Linked DNA regions of Homo sapiens: region 2 is linked to region 1. Evidence: chromatin contacts called from ENCODE Hi-C or POLR2A ChIA-PET data. All regions are on one chromosome and are shown on one strand. The core of a region is the stretch at or near the end of the contact, and the rest is flanking DNA. Distances in the headings are between cores, read along the strand shown.

Region 1 (4,810 bases), core at 2,187-4,686:
CCCGGGCTGGAGTGCAGTGGCATGATCTCGGCTTACTGCAACCTCTGCCCCCCGGTACAAGCGATTCTCCTGCCTCAGCCTCCTGAGTAGCTGGGATTACAGGCGTGTGCCACCACACCCAGCTTGTTTTTTTGTGTTTTTAGTAGAGACAGGGTTTCACCCTGTTGGCCAGGCTGGTCTCAAACTCCTAGCCTCAAGTGATCCGCCCGCCTCAGCCTCCCACAGTGCTGGGGTTACAGATGTGAGCCACCGTGCTCGACCTGCACATGCCGTTCTATGACATCCTCCCAAGGATCCCCTCTAAACAAAGGCCATATCCCCATTTTATACATAAGGAAATGAGTCTTTTCAAGAGGTTGTTCAGACTCCATAAATTCTGAGTGTCCAAGGCAGAGAAGACAGACATCAAATACCAGCTCAAACACTTAGTCATCATGTGACTTTGGGCAATTTTTTGTCCTTCTCTGATCCTTTTTCCCAACCTGTAGAAACAGAGACAGGGCTACATGACCTTTAGGACAAAGTAAAATTTGGGACCATGGTGTCATACAGGCTTGAATTGATACCTAGCTCTCTCTTTCATATCTTGAGCCCTTAGGAGACTTTCTCTTTCTGAATATTTTACATTATTTTATTTTATTATTATTTTTTGAGATGGAGTCTCGCTCTGTTGCCCGGCCTGGAGTGCAATGGCACAATCTTGACTGACTGCAACCTCCACCTCCCGGGTTCAGGTGATTCTCCTGCCTCAGCCTCCAGAGTAGCTGGGATTACAGGCGCCTGCCACCATGCCTGGTTAATGTTTGTATTTTTAGTAGACACGGGATTTCACCATGTTGGCCAGGCTGGTCTCAAACTCCTGACCTCAAGTGATCCACCACTTTGGCCTCCCAAATTGCTGGGATTACAGGCATGAGCCACCAAGCCTGGCCTCTTTCTGGATTTTAGTTTCCTCTTCTGTAAATGGGACAATCCTAGCTCGCTGTTCACAGGGTCATTGTAAGGTGAAATTAAGATCATACAAGCACAGTGCCTGGTATATATAATTCAAAAAGCAGAAACTCTTTTTGTTGTCATTGTTTATCGGAGATGTTCTAATCCTGATATAATCTGGTTCTCTAAAATGTAATACCAAGAGGAACAAGAAATAATGGCCCTCAGTTGAGGGAAGAGGCAGGGATTTCTGGGGCATCTCTGAATCCTCTCCCTGCCCTGCCCTTGAGACCAAGTTCTTCTCCTGCTGGCAACATCTAGGATTGCCATCTGGGCTCCAGGTACCAGTAGTAGGTCCTAGGTTTGGGTTAAGGAGAGGGGTGAATTTATTCCAATACCTAGGACAGCCTGGTTAGGACAGGGTCATCCCTCACCCTTTGCCACAAGAGCTGCCATTTGGCAGGGCGCAGGAGAATGGCTTGAGCCCAGGCAGCCTCCCAGGTGGCTGGGATTACAGGCCTGGCTAATTTTTGTATTTTTAGTAGAGACAGGGTTTCACCAGGTTGGCCAGGCTGGTCTCGAACTCCTGAACTCAGGTGATCCACCTGCCTTGGCTTCTCAAAGTGCTGAGATTATAGGCATGAGCCACCACATCCGGCTGTTTTGGGGGGTTTTCTTTTTGAGACAGAGTCTCGCTCTGTCGCCCAGGCTGGAGGGCAGTGGCATGATCTCGGCTCACTGCAACCTCTGCCTCCTGGGTTCAAGTGATTCTCCTGCCTCAGGCTCCCGCATAGTTGGGTGTGACAGCCGGAAGTGGGGGCCTCGGATTACAGGCGTGTGCCACCACGCCCAACTAATTTTTGTATTTTTAGTAGAGACAGGGTTTCACCATGTTGGCTGGGGTGGTCTCATCATACTCCTGATCTCAAGTGATCCACCTGCTTCAGCCTCCCAAAGTGCTGGGATTCCAGGCGTGAGCCACTGCACCCGGCCTTACCTTACGTTTTAAAAGATCTCACAGATGTGATTAATGTAAGGATCTTGAGATGGTAAGATTATCCTGGATTATCTGGCTGAGCCCAATGTAATCCCAAGAGTCCTTATAAGAAGAGGGAAGCAGGAGGATCAGTCAGTAGTAGAGGTGACAACAGAAGCCAGAGGTTGAGGTGATTTGAAGAAGGGGCCATAAGCTAAGGAATGCAGGTGGCCTCTACAAACTGTAAAAGGAAAGGAACTGATGCTTCCTCCAAATCCCCAAAAGAATGCAGCCTTGCCAACACCTTGATTTTAGACTTTTGACCTAGAGAACTGCAAGAGAATATATCTGTGTTGTTTCAATCCATGAAGTTTGCAGTAATTCCTTGTAACAGTAACAGGAAAATAATACATAGATTTAGCAAACAAAACAAAATCCAGGATGCCCAGTAGTCATATTTGAATTTCCTATAAACAACAATTTTTAAAGTATAAATGTGTCCCAAATGTTGCATAGGACACACTTATCTGTGTGTATGTGTGTGTGTGTTTGGAAAGGAACATGCTTAAATGTTTATCTGAAATTCAAACTGTAGTGAATGTTATATATTTTGTCTGTCAATCTTAGAAGTGATGAAACTGAGAGCAGGAGTCAAAACTCATGATTCCCAGGTCGCCTCCATACTGCTGCCCCCTGCCCCTCAATCTGGCAGAAACTGCCACGTTCTTGTGGCCCTCATGGGTCACTTCCCATCTTCTTGGGACTCCTCTTGCCCCTGGGGTAGGAAAATGAAAAGACTGTTTAAGGTCGTTTCTTTAGGCTCAGAGTTCTCCTGGACCACCAGAGGTTCTGCCTCAGAGGGACCTAGGAGATTTGCCTCAAAGTTGCAGTTGCACAAAATACTTGCGGGCGGATCTTAATGGACTGGGGTGGGAGTTAGTAAAGCCTTTGTCTGGAGGGAACGTAATGAACCCCAAAGCAGGAAAAAAGTAATTATTGAATCAGGCTCCAGAGCAAGAATCAGGTTTCAGGTAAGGAAACGGAAGCACAAGAAGGAATGGGGACTTGCTCCAGGTCACTCAGTTAATGACAGACAGATGTCCCCTGGTTTGGAGTCTCCCTTTTTGGAGCAGCTAGTCCTGATAGCAGCCATAGTGGGGGGAAGTCTAGAATGCTAATCCTGAGGTCCGGGTTTGAAGCCCTTTACTGCCTTGATTGCCAGTTTCCCTTTCCTGAAATAGGGGAATTGCATAAATATGAGGAGTTAATGAGATCATGGATGTTAAACAACAGGTACATGTTAGCATGTTCTTGGAAAATGGCAGCTTCTTTCCTTCCTTCTCTGAGCCTCAGTTTCCCCATCTATAAGCCGGGTTTGACAAGCGGCTGGTGCCCCAGCTCCTCCCAGCCACTCCAGGTCCGCAGCTCGGAGCTCCGGCAGCCAGGTGGGGACTGAACACCAACGCCGCGGGGAGGCGTCGCACATGCGCGCTCCTAGGCGGAGCCCCGCCTCCCACGCCCTGGATCGTCACTTCCGGCGCGAGAGGCCGGGCAGGCCGGGCAGGGAGTGCGGGTCGGTTCTGCGTGCGCTGCCGGACGAGGCTCCCGCCGCCGATTGACCCGCGCTCCGCCCGTAGTCGGGCCGGTGAGTGCCCGCGAGCCCATCCGTGTGCCCTGGGAGCTGAGGAGAGGGACCCCTGAGAGGGAAGGATAACCGGAAGTGGGGACCAGAGGAGCGAGAGACCCCAGGAAATGGGGACACCTGGGGAGGGGGTGACAGCCGGAAGTGGGGGCCTCGGAAGGTTGTCCACGGGATATGGGGTCTCGGGGGCTCTAGGAGAGATGGCTTCCTGACCTCTCCTTGTTGAGAGGAAGGGGTGGAAAGGAAAGTGATGCTCCAGAAAGGATGGGCTCCAGGTGGGGGAGATCTTTGGCTTCACCGTTACCAATGGTGTCTGCATCTCACTCATATGTCCGCCTGTCAGCTCATTCACCAGCCTGTGACTGAGTCCTGCTGAGCGCTCGGCACTGCTGAGTCCCTGGAGAGTCAACATGAAGCTCCAGGTGGAGGGTACAGATTAGAAGCCCAGGGTGGGGCTAGACGCATCCTTGCTCTGCCTCACCGGGTGTGCCCCCTTGGGCGAATCGCTTAACCTATATCCTCCGCTGATGTGTACAGACCACTGCCATGTGCCCGGCACTGGGGGTGGCAGTGGACATGGCAGACAAGCCCTCTGCCCTCGTGGAACTTAGATTCTAGGGGACAGTCCTTTTTGTCCTCCTTTGTAAAATGGCAACAGTAATAGCGCTCTCACCAAATAACGTGAAGATTAAATGAGGAAATGGGTAAAGGGCTTAGCAATGCTTGATACATGGTAAAATGCTCAAGTATGCATTCTCTTCATTCCACTATAATGTAAGCTTTATTAGGCAAGGAATTGTATTGTTTGCGTCTGTGTTCCCAGTGCCTGTGAGCACAGTGCCTGACATATATGGTAGGTGATCGGTAATTATTTGATAAATGAGTGCGTGGTGAAACTGACTCTAGATAAATGCCCATAGCATTGGACTGTAATTTCTAAAAAAGAAATAGGAACCCAGTTCTGTGGAAAACTGGAGGGAATCACCCTCAGGGAGTTTGGGAAGGATTCACTGAGGTGGTGACATGGCAGCTGAGCCTGAGCTGTCAAGTTAGGAACAAATTAGAAGAGGAAATTCCAGGCAGAGTGTATCAGAAGTGCACGAGTTATTCCAAGGATGATGGGTTATTAGTTTGTTTTGACTGGCATTTAATGTGCATCAAGGTGGGGTGCGATGGAAAATGAGGCTGGAGAGGGGCTTTGAGGTGAGGCTTGTACCTTGTGAACACTGATGTTTGATGGGATTGCAGGCATCTCTTGG
Region 2 (5,165 bases), core at 2,413-4,912, 240 kb after region 1:
ACGGTTTGAGCTCCAGTTTTCTCATCTTTAAAATGGGCATAATGATGGCACCTCACATTGGAGGGGTAAATGAGACAACAGCACTTGGCACATGACATACATATGGTATCACATGAGATAATTGTACACTAGAATAGTTGATATCATTAATAGCCTCTCCTGGGTATCGGGGCCTACAGAGTCCTGCCCCCTGACAAGCATGGCCAGTAGAGGGGTCCACAGTGGGAGCCAAGGTGCACAGCTGCTGGTCTATTTCCTGGCACTCCTGTTTTCAGGTGGGAGGGACCTGAGAGTCATTTCTGACAGTCCTCCCTCCATTGCCCACAAGCCAAGGGAGCTGAACCTCTGACTTAGAAGGGAACCCAAAAGCCTAGACCGTTTCTATGTGAATCACCTGTGGATTTATGAAAATGCAGATTCGGGCTGGGCGTGGTGGCTCATGCCTGTAATCCCAGCACTTTGGGAGGCCGAGGTGGGTGGATCATGAGGTCAGGAGTTTGAGACCAGCCTGGCCAGCATGGTGAAACCCCGTCTCTACTAAAAATACAAAAAATTAGCTGGGCATGGTGGCATGCACCTGTAATCCTAGCTACTTGGGAGGCTGAGGCCTCCCAAGAATTGCTTGAACCTGGGAGGCGAAGGTTGCAGTGAGTCGAGATCGTGCCACTGCACTCCAGCCTAGGTGACAGAGCAAGACTCCATCTCAAAAAAGAAAAAAAAAAAAAAGAAAGAAAAAGAAAAGAAAATGCAGATTCGGATTTATTATATAAAAATTCAGCTTCGGATTTATAGAGGGGCTCCAGATGCTGCCTCTCTGACAAGCTCCTAGATGACGCTGCTGCTGCTAGTTCAGACCACACCTTGAGGGGCGAGGCTAGGCCATCGTCTCTAGAATCTGAACAGCCTGCAGCGATGGGATCCACTCCCTTGTGAGGCAGCCAGACACCTAGCTCCGTGTGTCCATCTGCTACTCAGTGCTGTCTCAGTGGGGGCTGTGATCGCCTCCTACTTTGTGGCCCCCACCAGAGGCTGGTCAGCCAGTTTGCAATGGCTCCTAGTGGCCGGCGTGGGAGTTGCCGGGAACTGAAAGCAGGTTTGCAGGATTGTGGGTAGTGGGGGCACTGGGCGGGGCAGAGGGTGAGGCAGAGCAAAGGGGTCATTGCCTGCTTTGGGGCTGCACAGGAGATATGAGGTCATTAATTCCATCATTATAAACTGCAAGCCTCCATTCCTCTAGATGAAACCCTCATCCCCTAAGGATCCTACTAAACTCAAACTTGGCCCCCCAAAGATGGGGCCACTGGAAGCATCTTGAATTATACTTCCTTCTTGGTCCCCACCTTCAAATGGGCAGACAGGGAGCTCACGGCACCTGCTGTATGCTTTGGTTGTTTCTCTGATGTGGGTGGCGAGGGTCAGGCAGGCCACATGGGCTGATACCCTGATCCTGTCTCTGGGGAGTGGGTCCCTGGCTTACGGACACAGTCTACCCCCATCCCGTGTCCCTGAGTCCTCACTTGGGAAGCAGGACCGGGGACGCTCCCAGCCCTGAATCGAACACACTGACGTGTGCTAAGTTCCTGTCCCTCTCTGGAGCTCAGTTTCCCCATCCGTACCTGGCAGGGGGAGGAGGTTAGACTGGGGCAGAGGTGCTGAAAACCTAGCTGAGCTTCAGAAGCCACTGGACAGCTTATTAAAAATAAAGATTCCAGGTCCCTGACTCTGGGACTTCTGATTTTGTAAGCCCCAGAGTGGGTTGGGGGTCTGTATTTTCCCAAGTCTCCTGGCTGATGTGATGTACCTCCAGAGCTGGGACACATGCTGAATGGATCGAAAGGCCAAAAACATCCATGATATGGTTCAATTTATTCAGTCCTAAGATAAGTATCCGTATGCTGGAAAATGTACCAGACCCTACCATTTTCATCCTTGACTTGTTGCTTTTGCCTTTCTGTAAGCTCCCAGAGGGCTGGGGCTGAGCCCTCTGCCACCATTAACAACAAGGATCATCAAAGCTAAGTGCAGTGAGCGCCTACTGCATGCCAGGCCCTGTGCTGAGGGTTTGCTGTGCAGCATTTCATGTACTCCTCAGAGCAATCCTCTGAGTTAGATACTTTGAGGAAACTGAGGCTCAGAATGCTTAAGTAACTTCCTCAAGGTCACTCAGCTAATAAGGGGCAGAATTAGAACTGGAAGTCTAGCCAGGTGCAGTGGCTCATGCCTATAATCCCAGCACTTTGGGAGGCCGAGGCGGGCGGATTGCCTGAGCTCAGGATTTCAAGACCAGCCTGGGTAACATGGTGAAACCCCATCTCTATTAAAAATACAAAAATTGCCAGGCATGGTGGTGGGCGCCTGTAGTCCCAGCTACTCGGGAGGCTGAGGCACGAGAGTCGCTTGAACCCAGGAGGTGGAGGTTGAAGTGAGGCTGGGATCGCGCCACTGCACTCCAGCCTGGGCAACAGAGCCAGACTCTGACTCCAAAAATAAAAATAAAAAATAAAGAACTGGAACTCTAGTCCAGAGTCCTTGCCCATAACTACATGCCATACTGCCTCTTAGGGCATGTTGTGGGACTACTGGCCTTTGAGGCCAGGTCTGCATGGCTCTGAGGCTAAGGTGTGGACACCACACTACCCAGCCTGGCAGAGAAGTGGCTGGTTGTGAGGGTCTCACTGCCCACCTCGAAAGCCCGTGGCTGAGTGAGGTCTCTGTCTCTTCAGGTGCGTACCCAGCTGTGCCCGACACCATGTACCTGCCCCTGGCCACCTCCCCGATGCCCGCTGGGAGTACCCCTGGTGCTGGATGGCTGTGGCTGCTGCCGGGTATGTGCACGGCGGCTGGGGGAGCCCTGCGACCAACTCCACGTCTGCGACGCCAGCCAGGGCCTGGTCTGCCAGCCCGGGGCAGGACCCGGTGGCCGGGGGGCCCTGTGCCTCTGTAAGCAGGTTTGCAGGACTGAGTGGGGGCGGGTGTGAGCGGGAGGTCAAGGCCGTGGTGTCCTGGATCAAAGTGCAGCCCTCCTCTCTCTACCTCCTTGGGTGCTCACTTCAGGTATCCCATCCATTCCAGCTGAACTTGGTGTCCCAAAGCCCACTCCCCACTCCCTCCTCTCCCTTCTTGGCCTCTGCTTAAACCATCTCACTACCCCAATAACCTTTCCCCATCCCTACCTGTCCAAATCATTGCCAACTTTCAAAGCCAAGTTCAAACAGCTTCTCCCCTGAGAAGCCCCCCCAGATTCTTCAAACCAGATGCCACCACTCCCTTCTCAGGATCCTTACAACACTTTGGGGAAAATAAAAGTGCAACCTTTTAGGGCATAATATGTGTCCAGAACTGTGCTAAGCACTTACTACACAAGTCACATCATCCTCACAATAACCCTATGATGGGAAGTACTTTCAGACCTATTTTATGAATGAGGAAACAGGTTCACCAGCATTAAGGGACATGCTTCATGTCACACGGCACGGGACCAGATCCAACGGGCTCTAAGGAACAGTTTATTCTGTCTTCTCCCATAGTGGGGGCCCTCGGAGCACTGCTGGGATCCTGGGTTTGCCATGTATTCAGCAGTCACCCGAGCATGTGACATTCCTCACCACTCTTCTAGGCCTTGGTATTCTCTGATGCTTCGGGGCAGGGCTTTGCAAGCTGGCTCCAGTGACTGGGTGCCAGAGAATTAGTTGTTGTGGGAGGGCTGTCCTGTGCATGGTAAGACTTCTAGCAGCATCCCCGAACTCCACCCACTGTATGCCAGCAGCACTCCCCATCCCCCAAGTCATGACAGTCTGTCTTCAGACAGTGCCAAATTTCCCCAGGGGGCAAAATCTCCAGTTGGGAACCATCACTTTAGAGAAATGCAAAGAGGCAAGAGATTGTTCTTCTTTTTTCTTTTTTAATAATAAGCCTTGTAGAACAATTTGCCTCTTTCATCTATGTGCATGTCACACTTTTATAAAAATAAGAACGAAAGAGAGAGAGAGAGAAGCTCATGAATCATTGATAATGAATTCATCTGTAGGAAAAGCCTTGTTAAAAAACAACAGGCCAGGCACAGTGACTCATGCCTATAATCCTATCAGTTTGGGAGACTGAGGCGGGACGACCACTTGAGCCCAGGAGTTCTAGTCCAGCCTTGGCAACATAGTAAGATCCTCTCTCTATCAAAAAAAAAAAAAAAAAATTAGCCGGGTGTGGTGGCACATGCCTGTGGTCCCAGCTACTTGAGAGGCTGAGGTGAGAGGCTCGCTTGAGCCTGGGTGTTTGAGGCTGCAGTGAGCCATGGTTGCGCCACTACATTCCAGCCCGGGCAACAGACCAAACCCTATCTCCAAAAAAAAAAAAAAAAAAAAAAAAAAGTAATAACTCCATGTGAAATGCTTTATTTACAAGTACTGTAAGGATAAGGAGGGTGATTCGTTACACTGACTGAGGGATGATTGCTTATGAAAATGTATCTGAAGAACAATTGAGATAAGTAACACTTCGCTTACAAAGCTGTTATTTACATTTGCTGTGACACGTGTAAACAGCACCCACAGAGTTTATTTTACACTTGCACAGCCCTTACCACGTGTAAGACACTGAGGGTTTCACAAATATAAACTCATTTAATCTCACAACCACATGAGGTAGGTACCCTTCTCTTATAAATGGAAAAAAGGGGTACAGAGAGGCTAAGCAACTTGCCCAAGGTCACACAGCTCATAAGCGGCAGAGCTGAGATTTGAACTCAGGGAGCTGGCTCCACAAGCTCCATTGCTCAACTGCCTGACATGCAGCAGTTGATTAGTACATAGGCTGTGATTGTTAATAACTGTATTAAGGGATTTTTCTTATTCCATCTTAATTCAGACTTCAAACACCTGCAGGCCAAAGGCGTACTTGGGTCCCTGGTCCTTCCTGCAACTTCCCACCTTGGTCTGTCAACATGATGGGTGCTCAACAGTGTTTAATGATTTAAACTGAATTTAGAGGCCGGGAACTGGTGAACCCCAAAGAGTCCAGCTAAGACATCACAAAGGCTCAGTCTAGGGCTTTGCAGGGAACATACTGCCAAAAACCTCTCCCATCACTTACTCGTTGAACGCTCTTCTCTAAGGGCCAACTCTGAGCTGTGAGATGTGCTGCAGATTCACCATCGTGATAACAGCGCATCC

Evidence for each region. Hi-C counts contacts between places; a loop is a spot of excess contacts on that map. ChIA-PET counts read pairs that join two places held with the same protein, here RNA polymerase II (POLR2A). Pooled maps may share reads with other maps.
Region 2: POLR2A ChIA-PET joins it to region 1 with 13 read pairs in A549. The contact joins the enhancer-like site here to the promoter of TTPAL in region 1. A Hi-C loop is called at or near these places in 8 of 168 maps with a recorded cell type or tissue (B cell, CD4-positive, alpha-beta T cell, Caco-2 and 5 more), 3 of 37 single-sample maps with no recorded cell type and 23 of 50 pooled maps. POLR2A ChIA-PET finds 5 or more read pairs at or near these places in 1 of 52 experiments (A549).

Annotation. Positions count from the first base shown.
Region 1 is chr20:44,472,438-44,477,247 of GRCh38, forward strand. It overlaps TTPAL (alpha tocopherol transfer protein like), which reads left to right and starts at 3,437. Exons shown (of 5, transcript NM_001039199.3): 1 at 3,437-3,554. RefSeq lists an enhancer at 3,233-3,322 and a silencer at 3,413-3,542.
Region 2 is chr20:44,717,174-44,722,338 of GRCh38, forward strand. It overlaps CCN5 (cellular communication network factor 5), which reads left to right. Exons shown (of 4, transcript NM_003881.4): 2 at 2,724-2,940. All of the region lies in intron 3 of KCNK15-AS1 (KCNK15 and WISP2 antisense RNA 1), which reads right to left. Among named protein-coding and RNA genes, the nearest start is that of CCN5, 4.4 kb to the left of the region's middle. Within about 2 kb of position 3,663, at least 18 of the 41 ENCODE cell types and tissues checked have a DNase peak (open chromatin) inside an H3K27ac peak, as active enhancers do; they include PC-9 and ascending aorta, where a contact is called at or near this core.